Regions from separate parts of the Homo sapiens genome. Here region 2 is linked to region 1. A link is a loop called in an ENCODE intact Hi-C map of the cell type or tissue named here. Cell type or tissue: GM12878. All regions are shown on one strand.

Evidence for each region. A loop is a pair of places that touch in the nucleus more often than their neighbours do. Peaks named below come from ENCODE experiments on the same cell type or tissue, not always from the same donor. Only the 100,000 strongest peaks of a DNase experiment are listed, where the experiment ranks them.
Region 2: a loop joins it to region 1, with 7 times the contacts of the local background. A loop is called at or near these places in 20 of 110 quality-filtered maps.

Annotation. Positions count from the first base shown.
Region 1 is chr12:96,511,980-96,519,979 of GRCh38, forward strand. It overlaps CFAP54 (cilia and flagella associated protein 54), which reads left to right. Exons shown (of 68, transcript NM_001306084.2): 5 at 1,007-1,065; 6 at 6,949-7,092. Among named protein-coding and RNA genes, the nearest start is that of CFAP54, 26 kb to the left of the region's middle. RefSeq lists a silencer at 4,743-4,852. In GM12878, a CTCF peak has its summit at 4,910 (motif pointing left); DNase peaks (open chromatin) are centred at 2,542 and 4,892; H3K4me3 peaks cover 635 bases; H3K27ac peaks cover 784 bases.
Region 2 is chr12:95,914,249-95,922,248 of GRCh38, forward strand. CCDC38 (coiled-coil domain containing 38) reads right to left here. Exons shown (of 16, transcript NM_182496.3): 3 at 4,628-4,728; 4 at 2,881-3,046. Among named protein-coding and RNA genes, the nearest start is that of CCDC38, 24 kb to the right of the region's middle. In GM12878, a CTCF peak has its summit at 4,427; a DNase peak (open chromatin) is centred at 4,463; H3K27me3 peaks cover 159 bases.

The sequences.
Region 1 (8,000 bases):
TTCCCCACTCCTCTCTTCAACCCTCCCTCCAGCCTTCTATCCTCTTTTAATTAATGGTCTGACACAAAAGCATGTGTCCTTACTTAGGTGTTGGAAATGCTATTTTTTCACTAGAATGCTAGTAGGACACACCTTGATAATAGGAAAAATGTTATATGAGTCTGAGAGTGAATATAACGTGCCCTGTTATGCATTATGATTTTTAAATTATTATGAGTTTCCTTGTTGAGTATTTTGCCATGCTGATTAAATATGTATTCTGATCTTATTTGGAGATAAATCTTTAGTTTTTAAATGATAAGGAAACCATGGGAACCAATTTTATATATATATATATATATATATATATATATATATATATATATATATATGTATATATTTGAGATGGAGTCTTGCTCTGTCGCCCAGGCTAGAGTGCAGTGGCATGATCTCGGCTCACTGCAACCTCCGCCTCCCAGGTTCAAGCGATTTTTCTCCCTCAGTCTCCCAAGTAGCTGGGACTACAGGTGCATGCCACCACGCCCGGCTAATTTTTGTATTATTAGTAGAAACGGGGTTTTACCATATTGGACAGGCTGGTCTTGAGCTCCTGACCTCGTGATCCTCCCGCCTCAGGCTCCCAAAGTGCTGGGATTACAGGCGTAGCCACTGTACACAGCTGGGAACCAGTAATATTTTATATGAATTAATGAAAGCACAGGGTACATAAATTATGCCACTAGAATTATTCTTTTGTTCATTATACTTCAAAAGTTAAATGGCCTGTAAAATGAGACTAGAAGATTCCTGTGTCAACATATTTAAAATACGGCCATGTTAATTATTTTAATGATTTTGTTTACAAGTTACAAGAAAAATTATGATGAGTATAACTCTATATACCATTATCAGACTTCCTCATAAGATCACTTGTTTTGGGAACTACAGACTTGAACCACAGAAATTGGAATATAAAATTTCTATCATTTGACTGTAAAACATGTTAACAATCGTTTTCTCCATCCAGGTACCATTTATATTTACACCATTTGCAGAAAACTGATGGTCATAGGTCAGTCTTCCAAGGTATGAAATGTACTGACAAAATATTTTCCCCTCTATTTCCTGTTTTATTTTTCTTAAGGCTTTCATTACACAGTATATTGAATGTTAAACAAGGAATATTTGGAGAATTATATAATATAAAATTTAGTAAATATATATTATATAGCTTTATTATTCTTAGTTTTGCTTTAATAGGGATCATATGTAAAAATATAGATGATTTAATGAAAAGAAAGGAAATTCCTGAAAATGTTAGTATTCTCTGTCTCTCAGATAGTCATGCTTGTCACGCTTGATAGTAAACATCCATCTGGTTGCTATAGCTTTAGGTAGGGTGACCATCCGTCCTGGCTTGCCCAGGAAAGTCCCGGTTTATGCCTGTTGTCCTGTTAGTAATTATCAGTAGTGCCCACTTTTACTAGTAAAAGTGGCCTGGGCCGGGTGCAGTAGCTTACACCTGTAATCCCAGCACTTCGGGAGACCTAGACTGGCAGATCACTTGAGGCCAGGAGTTTGAGACCAGCCTGGCCAACATGGCAAAACCCCGTCTTTACAAAAAATACAAAAATTAGCCGGACCTGGTGGCACATGCCTGTAGTCCCAGCTACTTGGGAGGCTGAGGTGGGAAGATTGCTTGAGCCTGGGAGGCGGAGGTTGCAGAGAGCCAAGATCGTGCCACTTTGCACTCTAGCCTGGGTGACAGAGCAAGACTGTGTCTCAAATGAAAAAAAAATAGAAAATTAAAAAAAGGTGTCCTGGTTTGGATGATAAACTATGGTTACCCCCTTTATGTCATGATACGGAGCTTGGATTTCATTCTGCTTGAAGTGCTTCCACTTCTGGCCTGCATGCTAATCGGGTGAATGCACACTTAAACTCTAACCCAGTTGCATGACAAAGGCAAGGAGACTTTATTTTATAATAAGATTCTTACTTACCAGTAGTCACTGCTCAGTGTTAGCTTGAGGAAGTTGCTGACACTTCTATTGACTTCCCTACAATGTTGGTAGCATTTTTGTCCACGGGAGACATATTTATTCCCTGTATTAGTTTTCCAGTTATTGGAATGTAGGCCAAGAAGGGCGAATATACTCCCGTTGAGACCCTGCTTGAGTTGTTGCTGGCATCTGAAACATGACTACTTTATTCTTTATTCCATACAGAACCTTACCCTGAATATTCTAACACTCAGGAGAGATATGTTTTTTCTTATTTCCTCAAAGCATAGCCAAGTATCTTAAAAGTTGACAACATCTGAAAAATAAAAATGGAAGTAAAGAAATTTGCATGCTCAATGGATAACATTAATTATGTGTTCTCTCTCTGTTTTGCTTCTCAAATTAAAAAACTCTATGACAGACAGTGACTTGAAGAAGCTCTGTGCCAGCTTTCTGAGTGTGAATTAAATTGAGGGGGGACTCTCCCAGGCCTAATGTAAACTTGGCCCGCAGACTACTGCAATGATGCTACATTCAGTTCCAGATGATTTCCTAAAGAGAATTTGCATACTCTGGTTGCGCTTGGTGTAACAACAACAAACATGGCTTCACAGGACCATCATAGTTTGGTCTGCTGCAGTGCTTGCTGCCAAAGCTTTGAAGGGCAGAAATGTCTGTGCCGACATTTGACTGTTAGTGTTTGTGCTTGTTAACACTGAGAGAATTTTAAAGTGACAGTCATCTTAAAATAATTTCTTATTCATAACCTTTGTAAGACATTTCTTCTCTGCCTCATATACCTTGAGTTTGTCTCTGATAAAATAAGGATAGTTGAGTATTTTGCCATGCTGATTAAATAGGTATTCTAATCTTATTAGGAGATAAATCTTCAGTTTTTCAACCATAAGGAAACCATGGGAACCGATAATATTTTATATGAATTAATAAAAGCACAGGGTACATAAATTTTGCCACTAAAATTATTCTTTTGTTCATTATATTTCAAAACTTAAATCGCCTGTAAAATGACACTAAAATGAGTATAGTTCTTTTTTTTTTTTTTTTGAGACTGAGTGTTGCTCTGTTGCCCAGGCTGGGTGCAGTGGCGCCGTCTTAGCTCACTGCAAGCTCTGCCTCCTGGGTTCAAGTGATTCTCCTGCCACAGCCCCCTGAGTAGCTGGGATTACAGGCACCCACCACCATGCCAGGCTAATTTTTTGTATTTTTAGTAGAGATGGGGTTTCATCATATTGGCTAGGCTGGTCTCGAACTCCTGACCTCCAGTGATCTTCCCGCCTCAAGCCTTCCAAAATGCTGGGATTACAGGCGTGAGCCACGGTGCCTGGCCCAAAATGAGTATAGTTCTGTGGTGCCAGTCTTGTGGGATGGGGATGGGAGGTGAGGGATGCAATAATTTTGGGGGAGGGGTGGGTGGTTGTACATTTGGCACCTGAAGATCTGAATGACATTCTTTCTGTTTCAAGGAAATTAATAATTTTCACCAGTAATTCCCAAACCTCCAGTTGGTAAATTGATTCCTGAGCTGAGGCTAAAAATGGATTTGATGGGTCCATTTAATGGAGACAAGTCTTTGGAGGTCCCACCGTGTGTGAGATGTCCTGGGTCTGAGGGCTTTGAATACTGTAGTGACTTCAGAGTTCAAGTATGTTATAGCCTAAGACGGAAGGAGAAATAGACCTGGGCTCCTCATGCTGTCTAAACTCCCGTTTTTATAGGATCTAGGCATGATGGCTAGCTTTTGTTATTATTGAATCTATACCATGTGCTAGGTCCTGTGAAAGGCTTATGAGGTGGGCACTAGCATCATCATCATTAACATTGATTGAATGAATGCCTACCGTCATCAAGTATGCTTGTAAGCACTTTCATTTGTCATCTCATTTAATCTTCACACCACCACTTTGAGAAAGGTGCTGTCATTACCTCTATGTTTTTTTTTTTTTTTTTTTTTGATATGGAGTCTCGCTCTGTCGCCCAGGCTGGAGTGCAGTGGCGCGGTCTTGGCTCACTGCAAGCTCCACCTCCCGGGTTCACGCCATTCTTCTGCCTCAGCCTCCTGAGTAGCTGGGACTACAGGCACCCGCCCCAATGCCTGGCTAATTTTTTGTATTTTTAGTAGAGACAGGGTTTCACCTTGTTAGCCAGGATGGTCTTGATCTCCTGACCTCGTGATCCACCCGCCTCGGCCTCCCAAAGTGCTGGGATTACAGGTGTGAGCCACTGCGTCCGGCCATTACCTCTATCTTATATAATAGATAAGGAAGCTGAGGCTGGGAAAAGTTACTTTGCTTAGGGTCACACATCTAGTCAGAGATGTGCTGAGACCAGGGGCAGTGTCACTCTGTACCATTAGAATAATGCATGTCTGTTGACTAAATAGAATCCCGTCATGACCCATTCTATTTTGGTTTACATACTCAAATGGAGAAGCTGCAGGGAAGGGGTTGATATTTTCTGATATAACCCTATCTTCCTAAAGACATCCTGAAAACCAAAACTAACCAGGGGCTCTTCCGTAGGTGAGAAACACCTAATTTAGTGCTGCAGCAGGTCACCAGCATAAGCTTAGGGAATAGAGGGCGGTCGGACTTCTGAAACCTCTTTCCCTGAAGACATATGACCATTTTGCTTTTGTTTATGGAATAATTTAGCTTCTTTGGTGGCATTTAAAACTGTAGTATAGTACTCAGCAAACATTAAAGAATACATCTAGAATCTGTTCATTCTAAGAAACGATTGATTTCTGTTTCATTTTACTATGAAACTGAAATGGTTTGACAACGTATGTGGCTTGAACAGTTACTGTCAAATTATTTCACGTACCATTACACAAACTTTAAGTCCTAACTTTGAAATTGCTTGTCATTTTCTTTAAATGGTGTAAGCTGATATAAATGAGGCTGCAGCGCCATCCTGTGGCTGAGCTGATTTAATCGTATGTATATTTCCTGCTCAACACCTGCAACATGCTCTTACTGGGGCCATGTTTTAGATATGGATATCATTTGACTTTTTAAAGTTTTTTTTTTTTTTTCCATGAAGAGAATAGTCCTGATGTATCCTATTAAATTTTTTAATTAATAGAAACAATTATTTGTAGCTTTTAAGGGTAAGAAAAAAATGCTACAAATTGAGTCATATTTTGAAAATGGCTTTTCCTGTTTAAACTTGAAAGATGGTTTTTCATAACCCTAAGTGGTTTATGGTGAGCTTCTCCCCTTTGTCAGGGCTCCTCTGTGTAGTGGAAAGAACACTGCATTTGGGAGTTCAAAGACCTGAGTTTCAGCCCCAGCTCTTTTGATTAGAGTGAGTTTAGCCTCATGGAGTCAAGCTAGGTTACTTTTAAGATCTCTTCTGGCACAAAAAACTTTGATTTTCCATAGCAAATCAAATACAATGTGAACAATTGTTAACTGAAGCTATTTTCATTTTGAAATGTGAAATTTCTAATACCAGGAGTCCTGAAGGATTTTAGAAAGATGTGAATTTAAAGGGGAAATTTAGGCATGGCTTAATCATATACCACCCAACCCAAACCACAACAATCTAAATGCAAAAATCTGAAATAGAGATTGTTAGGGAGCAGCAAATGTGAGAAAAATTCGAGGGTTTTTGGTGATATGATTAATTTCATATCAGTTCACAAAGTTCACAACAATAGCAATGACAGCAACAACAAAAACAGCAAGGAATCAACCTTAGTCTAATTTAGAAGAGGTACAGTGTCCACAACCAGGGACTGAAAGCATTCACTGTACTGTGGTCTAGCCATACACCCTGAAAGGATGCTGGCAACCTGGGGTAAAGCCACAGAAGGCCAATCATGGTGGAGAAGGGCAGTGCAGTTCCGTGAGGGATGGAAGTGCTTGGGGATATTTACCCTGGACGAGAGAGCTGAGGGAGAGGGCAGGCTACATAAATGTTTTTAGATTTCTGGATGGCTGTAATTTAGAAGTGAGTTCTGGATTGCTTTGTGCTGTTCTGGAAGACATGAGGACCAATGCACTGGAGGTATATTAAGGTGGATTTTATTTTAGATTATGGAAGTATTTTCCTAGCATGTCATGTACGTTGTCACTTTCTCCATAACAGCACTATTGTAATGTGAAAAAATACCCATTTTACAGATGAGAAAATTGAGGCGTAAAGAGGTAAAATGATCCAGCCACTAGGTGGTAAAATTGGGACCAAAATCCAGGTTTATTTGATTCTAATCTTGGACCATTTCTACTAAGCATCACAGGCCCCAGGCTGTAAGCCTTTTTCATTTTCCTTACCTCCTATACCAGCTAATCTTCAGAATCATATACTGGTTCCAGGCCAACAAATAACAATTGTATCATTGGAGTTAATTCCTAGACTACTGTTGACATGGTAAATGTTAATAAAAATGAGCAGAGAGGCTTATAATAAGACAAGACAGGCCGGGTGCAGTGGCTCATGCCTGTAATTCCAGCAGTTTGGGAGGCCGAGGCGGGTGGATCACTTGAGGTCAGGAGTTCAAGACCAGCTTGGTCAACGTGGTAAAACCCCCTCTCTACTAAAATAGAAAAATTAGCCAGGTGTGGTGGTGCACACCTGTAGTTCCAGTTACTTAGGAGGCTGAGGCATGAGAATCAATTGAACCCAGGGGGCGGAGGTTGCAGTAAGCTGCGATTGTGCCATTGCACTCCAGCCTGGGTGACAGAGCAAGACTCTGTCTAAAAACAAATAAACAAACAAAAAAGACATTTTAGGATGTCTTCCAAAATGGCTTGAGATTTTGAGCTTTTAAATTATCTTTTACTTTTTAAATGCTTGTTTCTTCTTGACACGTTATTTATGGTATTTTTGGTTTGAGTAATCAGCAACTTGTGCTCACAACTTAGAATTTGATTATATTTAATACAATTATCATTATTAACTTCAAATGAAAACAAATCCAATGGTGCCCTTTATTTTGCAGGCCTTAGAGTATCTCCTGTGGGCCAGCATGTGTATGGAGTCCTTGGTCCCGCTCCTGTCACTCAGGTACTTGACATGGCGCGCTACTCTCTACACAGCTGTTTGCCAGTGCTGCTATGACTGCCATGCCGGGATTCACGGAGAGGTATGCTGCTTTTTAACTCTGAGGAGTCGAGTTTTTTTTTTTTTTGAGATGGAATCTGGCTTTGTTGCCCAGGCTGGAGTGCAGTGATGTGATCTCGGCTCACTGCAACGTCCACCTCCCAGGTTCAAGCGATTCTCCTGCCTCAGCCTCCTGGGTAGCTGGGATTACAGGCATGCGCCACCATGCCCGGCTAATTTTTGTATTTTTAGTAGAGACAGGGTTTTGCCATGTTGATCAGGCTGATTTCGAACTCCTGACCTCAGGTGATCTGCCTGCTTTGGCTTCTCAAAATGCTAGGATTACAGGCGTGAGCCACTGTGTCCAGGCCCAATATTTTAAAATAGAGCGTATCCAGCATTTTCTTCCTTAGATGCCTGCCAGGGGAAAAACAAAACCCAACCAAAGAATTGAAATGAAGAAAAGACAAAAGTTCAGCTTTATTTGCACAAATTGGCTTGGCTTTTCCATTGTTTTTCTCTCTCACCCTCCTTTCTGCTCTCTCCTTTATTCTCTATTCATTTTCACCTTCTTTGCTCCATTTCTGAGTAAGATTTTTGGAATTTTAAAAATTAAGATTTTTATTTTTAAATGACAAATAATAATTGTATATACTTATGAGGTACAATGTGATGTTTTGTTGAATGTATGCACTGTGGAATGATTAAGCTAATTAACATATTCATCTTCTCACATACCTTTTTCTTGTAGTGAGAACACTTAAAATCTATTTACTAGTAATTTTGAAATATGCAATACGTTATTGTTAACTATGATCACCATGCTGTGCAATAGATCTCAAAAACTTCTATCTGTTGTCTTTCCATCCTCACTTTGCTCTTGAATACAAGCCACCTTCCCTCCTCGTTTAGTTTTGTGTTCCTTATCACTTAGTATGTACACTCTTGTCT
Region 2 (8,000 bases), 600 kb before region 1:
TGGAGACAGATTTTGCAGTAAGCCAAGACTGCGCCACTGCACTCCAGCCCAGGTGACAGAGAAAGACTCCGTCTCAAAAACAAAACAAAACAAAACAGAAATACTTTATATTATGGGAATCACTGACATTCATAAAAGTAAAGAGCCATATAATGTTCCCTGTGTACCTGTCACCTACTTCAACATTATCAACATTTTACCAATCTTGTCTCATTTATTGCCACCCTCCTTAATGTCTCCGTCACTGGAGTATTTCAAAACAAATTCAAGCCTTTGTATCATTTCACCCATAAATACTTTAATATGAAACTCTAGCAGATAAAAAGTTTTAAATCATAACCATAAAACCACCATCACCCCTAACAAAATGAACTATTCCTTAGTGTCGTTTTACACACAGTCTGCATTCAAATCTTCCCAGTTGTCTTAAAAATACCTTTTTGGAATTTTAAAAATTAAAATCTAAATATTTTATGGTAAGGATCCTAAAGTCTCTTTTAAATCTATAATAGCCACCCCCGCTCCTCACACCCTATACCCTACACACACTTTTTTTTTTCCCAAGCCATTCATTTGTTCAAGAAACGAGGTCAATTTCTCTGTAGAATTTCCCATATAATGGATCTGACATATTGTATCCTCATGGTGTTATCTAACATGGTCTTCAATCCTCATATTTATTTGATTAGATTCAGGTTCAATTTACTCAAACATTTTTAATAGAAGAAAAGAATGAAAGTGCTTACTGTAGCTTTCATTTGATCATTTCTGATGGGTCAGCCAAATTGAAAATAAACTTCAATATCCAAAAAAATCCTGTGCTGTCAACTTACTAAATCTTAGAGCCATATTCACCATTTCAGCTTACTTTGACATGGTACTCTCTGGCTGAGTTGATAGAATTTTATTCTTCAACTCTAAGTAGACTCGTTATAGTGAGTTTCCCATTTTGGCTATTCTAGCTATCAGGCAGATCTTTGAACCAAGAGGCCATGAATTAATAAAGCCCTCCCAAAGCATTAACATTCCTAGACCTGAGGGCACCTCCACCACTCTCTGGGGATGTAAAGACCAGCTTGAGAGATCTGAGGACATAGAATACTGCAACAGAGAGTCCTGCAACTATCCCAGGTGTTGTGCTTTGAGAGCAAAACCAGAGTCAGGCTGCTCGCTGTGCGAAGATGGAAATGGCACTTCTCTCATGTAGGCAGACTGATCTGTCTCTGACACTTAGTTGTGCATGTGATTTCTTTGATGGGCACCGAGCAGTTTGCCACTTACTGCATACACAAAAAATTAAAGTCACCTAACCTCCCAGCGTGTGGTTGCTTGCTCATTTTGCTTTCATGTAGGTTTGTTTTCAATCAGGATTCAGGCAGGGGATGCAAGTTTGAGGAGTAAGGTTTTCACTCAAATCAGCTCCTGATTGGAAATACAGTCTGAGGGTGACTTCTATATTTTAAGTTAAAATGTCCAAATTGCTTATCTGTGCAATTGGCAGAAACTGACAATCTGGTTTCCATTGCTGACAGAGCCCAAATTGCCTTGGATAATGCCAAACAATTTTACTGTTTCCTTTTGAAGAGTTGACCCTATGCCATTTACTTTGTTTTTCCTTTGTACCCAAAATTCATCCAAGACACCTACTTTTAAGAGACCGGTAACTTCTCTGTTAAATAGCAATGCTGTTGAATGGGGTCATCTGCAAAGCCATACTTCTGAGTTATTTAAGAACTGCTGGAGTGTCCTGGGTATTTTAAACCAGCCACTTGGTGTAGAACTCTTTCTAAAACATATCACATGTAATTGTAAATGCTCTTGATGACCTAAGGTTTACCACTCTACGGAGGCGAACTATGAGGCATGTGATTGAACGTAGATATGCCCTAGAACTTGTGGTACAGTCCCTGGCATCACCTTGCTGCCTATCATTTGCTGCTTTTACATACAATTATATATGCACTTGGAAGCTCTTCTGAATAAGTTAACATGGCTTCCTTTTCCTACATTAATTATTGACTCCAAAGCCCTTCCCTAAGTGGTTTGCTTGTTCTCTGAAAAATTTTTTTACAGTTTGAGAAAGTGCATGGGCTTTGGGATCCAGAGAAAATTTTTTTAAGTTGCCTGCCTGCCTTCCTTCCTTCCTTCCTTCCTTCCTTCCTTCCTTCCTTTTTTCCCTTCTTATTTTAAACTTTTTAATTTAACAATTTGGAAAACATTCATTTTGGGGGAAGATTTTAGACTCCATCATCCTAGCATTAATCACTTTATTTTCATTAACTTCAAAGTACTTTCTATCTCATCTATAGGCACTACTTGGTTTGACAAGTAGGATACCCCCTACTTGTCATTTTTGATAATCAGATTGCCTTCTTTTGTTGAGTAGTAATGATCATCTTATAGTATTTTAATATGTTGCCTCCAAAGGTCACTAAAACCAGATTAGGTATTTGCAACATTAGGTAAGCTCATTTAATTTTATTAGCTTCCTCATTCTGGATGCATGAGTTCTTTGGCTTGGATATCAAGGCTTTTTTATCTTTAGAAACTTCTAAGTTTGACATCTAGAACTGAGTATGAATGGCCAGAGCTATTACCTTTACATTTTATCCGCTTTTGCAAACTTTAATACTACATTCTTTTGGCAGTAACTGTCCTCCTGGGAGGACGGTTATGAAAATGAGTAACAGTCATCTTGGAAAAGTATGTTTTCTTATTTAACATAGAATTTCTCCTAACTCTCAATCCCCATGTACTAAGACTCCCTACCATTATAAGAGAGCATACTGTCTGTTTTAATCACCCTCCAACAAAGCTCCCAAACCTGACATTAATAGTAAATATTCAAAATGATGTTCTTAAAGAGTAATTTAGACTCACCTTCTATTAATCTAGGAATCGGAGCAGGACCTGGCCCAAACTTTTCAAATGACCTACCACTCCTTTTAGGGTAGAAAGCTAGTTGGCTCAGGTATGAATGACTCTTCATTCTGGATGAAAAAGTAGTTTTCTGGTAGACTTTCATGTTACGGTTCATAAATTTTTCCTGCCCAAGTGGAAAAGTTGAAAAGAATTTTTAATATACCAAAGTATGTTATCTTAAAATTAGTGATTATATATAAAAATAACATTTGCAACAAAAATCTTAACATTAAAAAAACAACCCCAGGTTCTTCTCTTTGAAGGAATGTGTGTTGTTTTAGTTTCCTTCTCATATGAAGCTGAGATCATTTAACTTTTATTAAATATGTACATCACAAATACAAGACTGGAAAATGTCCTCTCAGCTTCATTTTCACAATTTAGTCTTGCTCAAAATGCAGTTAAAATTTGGAAATTCCGGGCTGGGTGCGGTAGCTCATGTCTGTAATCCTGGTGCTTTGGGAGTCCAAGGCGGGCAGATCACCTGAGGTCAGGAGTTCAAGACCAGCCTGATCAAGATGGAGAAACCCCTCTCTACTAAAAATACAAAAATTAGCCGGGCGTGGTGACGGGTGCCTGTAGTCACAGCTACTCAGGAGGCTGAGGCACAAGAATCACTTGAACCTGGTGGTAAAGGTGGCAGTGAGCCGAGATCACACCACCGCACTCCAGCCTGGGTGACAGAGCAAGACTGTCAAAAAAAAAAAAAAAAAGGAAATTCTAAGTGTTGGTTCTGTGGAATTAAAACTTGAGAGGAAAGGGATCTCCCCAGTAGATATTTAAAAATTAGGCTTGTGATTTCATTCATCTTCTCTCAATTTAATTTTAAGTATGTTCCACAAAACCATACAACACTTGCTGAGGAACCATCGCATACAGATGAATCTGTTGTTGAGCATTTCTAGATAATTTCCTTATCTTAATTAGGGTAGACAAAGTCCTGTAATCAACTTTTACCTCTGGAAAGAAAGAAAGTAAATCTACTGAAATGTGAACCAGGCGATGTAGGTGTGATGACCACAGCAGTGGTGAGATTAACTCTGCAAGGCACAGTGGGAAAATCAGCCTTATCATTGATCTAGCTTCATACCACAAAATTTGAAAACAACACCCCCTCCTCTACTTTCATCCCTTCTTCCTTCCCCAGCACACACATATGCATTGTCTTATCCATATCTGATTCTTGAAGACCCACCTCCTTTTATCTCCTCACCACTAACAGCCTTTTTTCCATCTTCTCATCAACAAAGATGAACACCCCTTTCTCTATATTTCTTTGGCACGCCTCTGTTACTGTATTTCCTCCACTCTGAGATGCCACTTATTGTAAGATGTGCTATTATTTTATGCAGGGCCAGTGATGTATGACATCCCATCTATGTAAGCTAGGTACCAATTTCAGAAATGTAAAAAATGTGGAGATGTGTGTGTTGGAATCAATGAAGGACAGTGTACCATACGTGTCCTACTGGACTGCAGTGGTATATCTCTCTTCCTCCGTTAGGTGGCGATCTTTGTGCTGCCTACTGTCAGCTGGATGTTTTTCTGTCGTTTGTGTTCACACTGTCTCCCCATCATGGTGTGGGGCACACACCATCTGCGTCTAGTTGACTCCATGTCTCAGCCCAGCAAAGTTCATAAGAGCAATAGGTAAGTGGATATGATTCTAACATTAATTGGGGTTGTGATTTTAATTAAACTTTACCGTTTCCTTTGCTGCCATTTCATTTTCTTTGACAAGAAAGAGATCTCTGAAAAAGATCTTATAAGGCCTGTCCTCTTTGGTTGAGCCATCTTTTACTTTACCTGTTAAAAAAGAAAGAATGAATGAATGAATTCTGTCATCCTTCCTCTGCTGACCAGAATAGTAAGTCTCCCACCAGCTAGGGTGGAATGAATGGGATGCAGGGATCTCTGAGAAGGTAGTGTTAAAAGAAAAACTTTGGCCGAATTAAATTTAAAGGAGTTTAATTGAGTAATGAATGATTTGTGGATCGGGCAGCCCCCAGAATCACAGCAGAGTCAGAGACTCCAGGGATATCTCATGGTTAGAACAAATTTATAGACAAAAAAGGGAAGTGAAGTACAGAAATCTCAGGTGAGGTACAGAAACAGCTGGATTGGTTACAGCTCGGCATTTGCCTTATTTGAACACAGTTTGAGCACTCAGCAGTGTATGAGTGGTTGAGGTACGGCTGCTGGGATTAGGCCAAGATTCAGCTATTGTTACAGGGCATACTTCTACGTTAGGGTTTTAATTTTGTCTACCTATTAAGTTAGGTTGCAGTTCGTTCACAAGGACTCAAATATAGAAGTATGGAGTATGGAGTCCTTCTCAGGCCATGTTTAGTTTGCTTTAACAGTAGAATGCAGATAGCCTTGCCTCCACATCTCCTGGGTAGAAGTCACAGCTCCTCTGTCTGTTTCCCACAGCACCGACATAGCTCTTACTGCTTCATGAGGAATGAGTTGATAAAATAAGGAGGTCTTTACCAAAATAGTAGGATAAAATTTTGAGATATTAATATGTTTCTTCTCACCATTATACATATACCACCATTACCCTTACACCACCATTTCAACAGCAACAGATACAGCCACTACCCTTAGGGAGAGCCTCTGCCCAGATTAGAGAGTCTTAAAAAAGAAAGTCAAAGATAATAAAAAGTGCTGGAGAGCATGTGGAGAAATTGGACCCAAATTCACTCCTAGAAGGAATGTTTAAGTGGGGCAGTCACTTTGGAAAACAATCTGGCAGTTCCTTAAAAAGTTGAACACAGAATTGCCACATGACCTAGAAATTCTACTGCTAGGATATACCAAAGAGAAATGAAAGCATAGGGGCTCACAAAAAACGTGTACATGAATATTTAGAGCAGTATTATTTTTAATAGCCAAAAAATAGAGACAACCTAGATATCTGATATGGATTGGCTGTGTCCTCATCCAAATCTCATCTTGAATTGTAGCTCCTATAATTCCCATGTGTCATGGGAGGGACTCAATGGAAAGTAATTGAATCGTGTTGAGGGGTTCTTTCTTGTGCTGTTCTCGTGATAGTGAATAAGTCTCATGAGATCTGATGGTTTTATAAAGGGGAGTTCCCCTGCACACACTCTCTTGCCTGCCACCATATAAGACGTGACTTTCCTCCTCTTTCACTTTCCACCATAATTATGAGGCCTCCCCAACCATATGGAACTGTGAATCCATTAAATCTCTTTCATTTATAAATTAGCCAGCCTGGGTATGTCTTTATTAGCAGCATGAGAACAGATTAATACAATATCCATCAACTGATTAACGATAAACAAAATGCAGTATATCCATACAAGGAACTCTTATTTGCCCAGAGAAAGGAATGAAGTACAATATATGCTACAACATGGATGAACATTGGAAACATGTTAAGTAAAAGAAGCCAGTAACAAAGGACCACACATTATATGATTCCATTTATATAAAATATCCAGAATAGGCATATTCATGGAGATAGAAAGTAGGTGAGTAGTTGCTTGGGGCTGGAGGGTGGATGGGGCCTAGGGGTTGATGGCTGAGGGGTGCAGGTTTCTTTTTGAATTAGTGAAAATGTTCTAAAATTGGCTGTAGTGATGGTTGCACATAATTGTTCTACACTAAATAAAAAATGAAGGCTGGCCATTAAAAAAGCAAAAGAGGGCCGGGCGCAGTGGTCACACGTATAATCCCAGCACTTTCGGAGGCCGAGGTGGGTGGATAACCTGAGGTCGGGAGTTCGAGACCAGCGTGACCAACGTGGAGAAACCCCATCTCTACGAAGAATACAAAATTAGCCGGGTGTGGTGGTTCACGCCTGTAATCCCAGCTCCTTGGGAGGCTAAGTCAGGAGAATCACTTGAACATGGGAGGCAGAAGTTGCGGTGAGCCGAGATCATGCCATTGCACTCCAGCCTGGGCAACAAGAGTGAAACTCCATCTCAAAAAAAAAAAAGAAAAAGAAAAAGAAAAAGAAAAGTCAGTTGAATTTCTGCATGGACTTCCTGTTTTTCTTTATAACATTTGATATGACAAAAAAACTTTCTCTCTCTTTATTTCTTTATTTCTTACTTTCTAACTCTTGGGATGTGGCAGGATGGAAATCTTGGCTTTCAAAACCAATAGTCAAGGTCAAGTGTAATTGTCTATTTTCACACTGCTATAAAGAACTTCTCTGAGACTCGGTAGTTTACAAAGGAAAGAGGTTTAATTGACTCACAGTTCTGCATAGCTGGGAAGACCTCGGGAAACTTACAATCATGGTAGAAGGCTAAGGGGAAGCAAGCACCTTCTTCACAAGGTGGCAGGAGAGAGAAGCATGAAGGAGGAACTTCCAAACATGTATAAAACCATCAGATCTTGTGAGATCTCACTCACTATCACAAGAGCATGGGGGAAAACGCCCCCATGATCCAATCACCTCTCTCCCTCAACACATGGGGATTACGGGTCCCTCCTTTGACATGTGGGGTTTATAATTTGAGATGAGATTTGGGTAGGGACACAGAGCCAAACCATATAACCAAGAATACTGGGAGCCTGGAGTTGACACCTTAAATCAGAGATAGGAAGATAGGAAGAGGATTCCTGAAGACACATTCCCCAACTCTTACCCCACATCCCATGTCCACCTCAACCTTACAAAAAGACTCCACATCCTCCCAGCAAGCAGAGGGCCTGTGAAGAAACTCAATGATTCTTGCCCCAAATCACTAGAATCATTTTGGCTCCACCCACCTCCAGATATTCTGACTTAATTTGTCAAGGAAACATCAGCACTGGAATATTTTGAGAGTCCCCCAGGTGGCTGTAATGTACATCCAGGACTAAGAGCTAGTGGACCAAAGTTTAAGGAATTAATGGACTGGAGCTTAAAGTCTACCTGAGAAGCAGCCATTTGCCCAAAGATTCAGTGTAGAAAGTGGGAGTGGCTGGGATTATAGAAACTCCAAACACATTTTTCTGTAAGTCATGAGTTAGAGAGAAAGAAAATTGCAGAGTGGAAGTCTTGGGTTCAACACAGAGTACTCTGATCATCTCCTATTCACCCTGATGGTGATGGA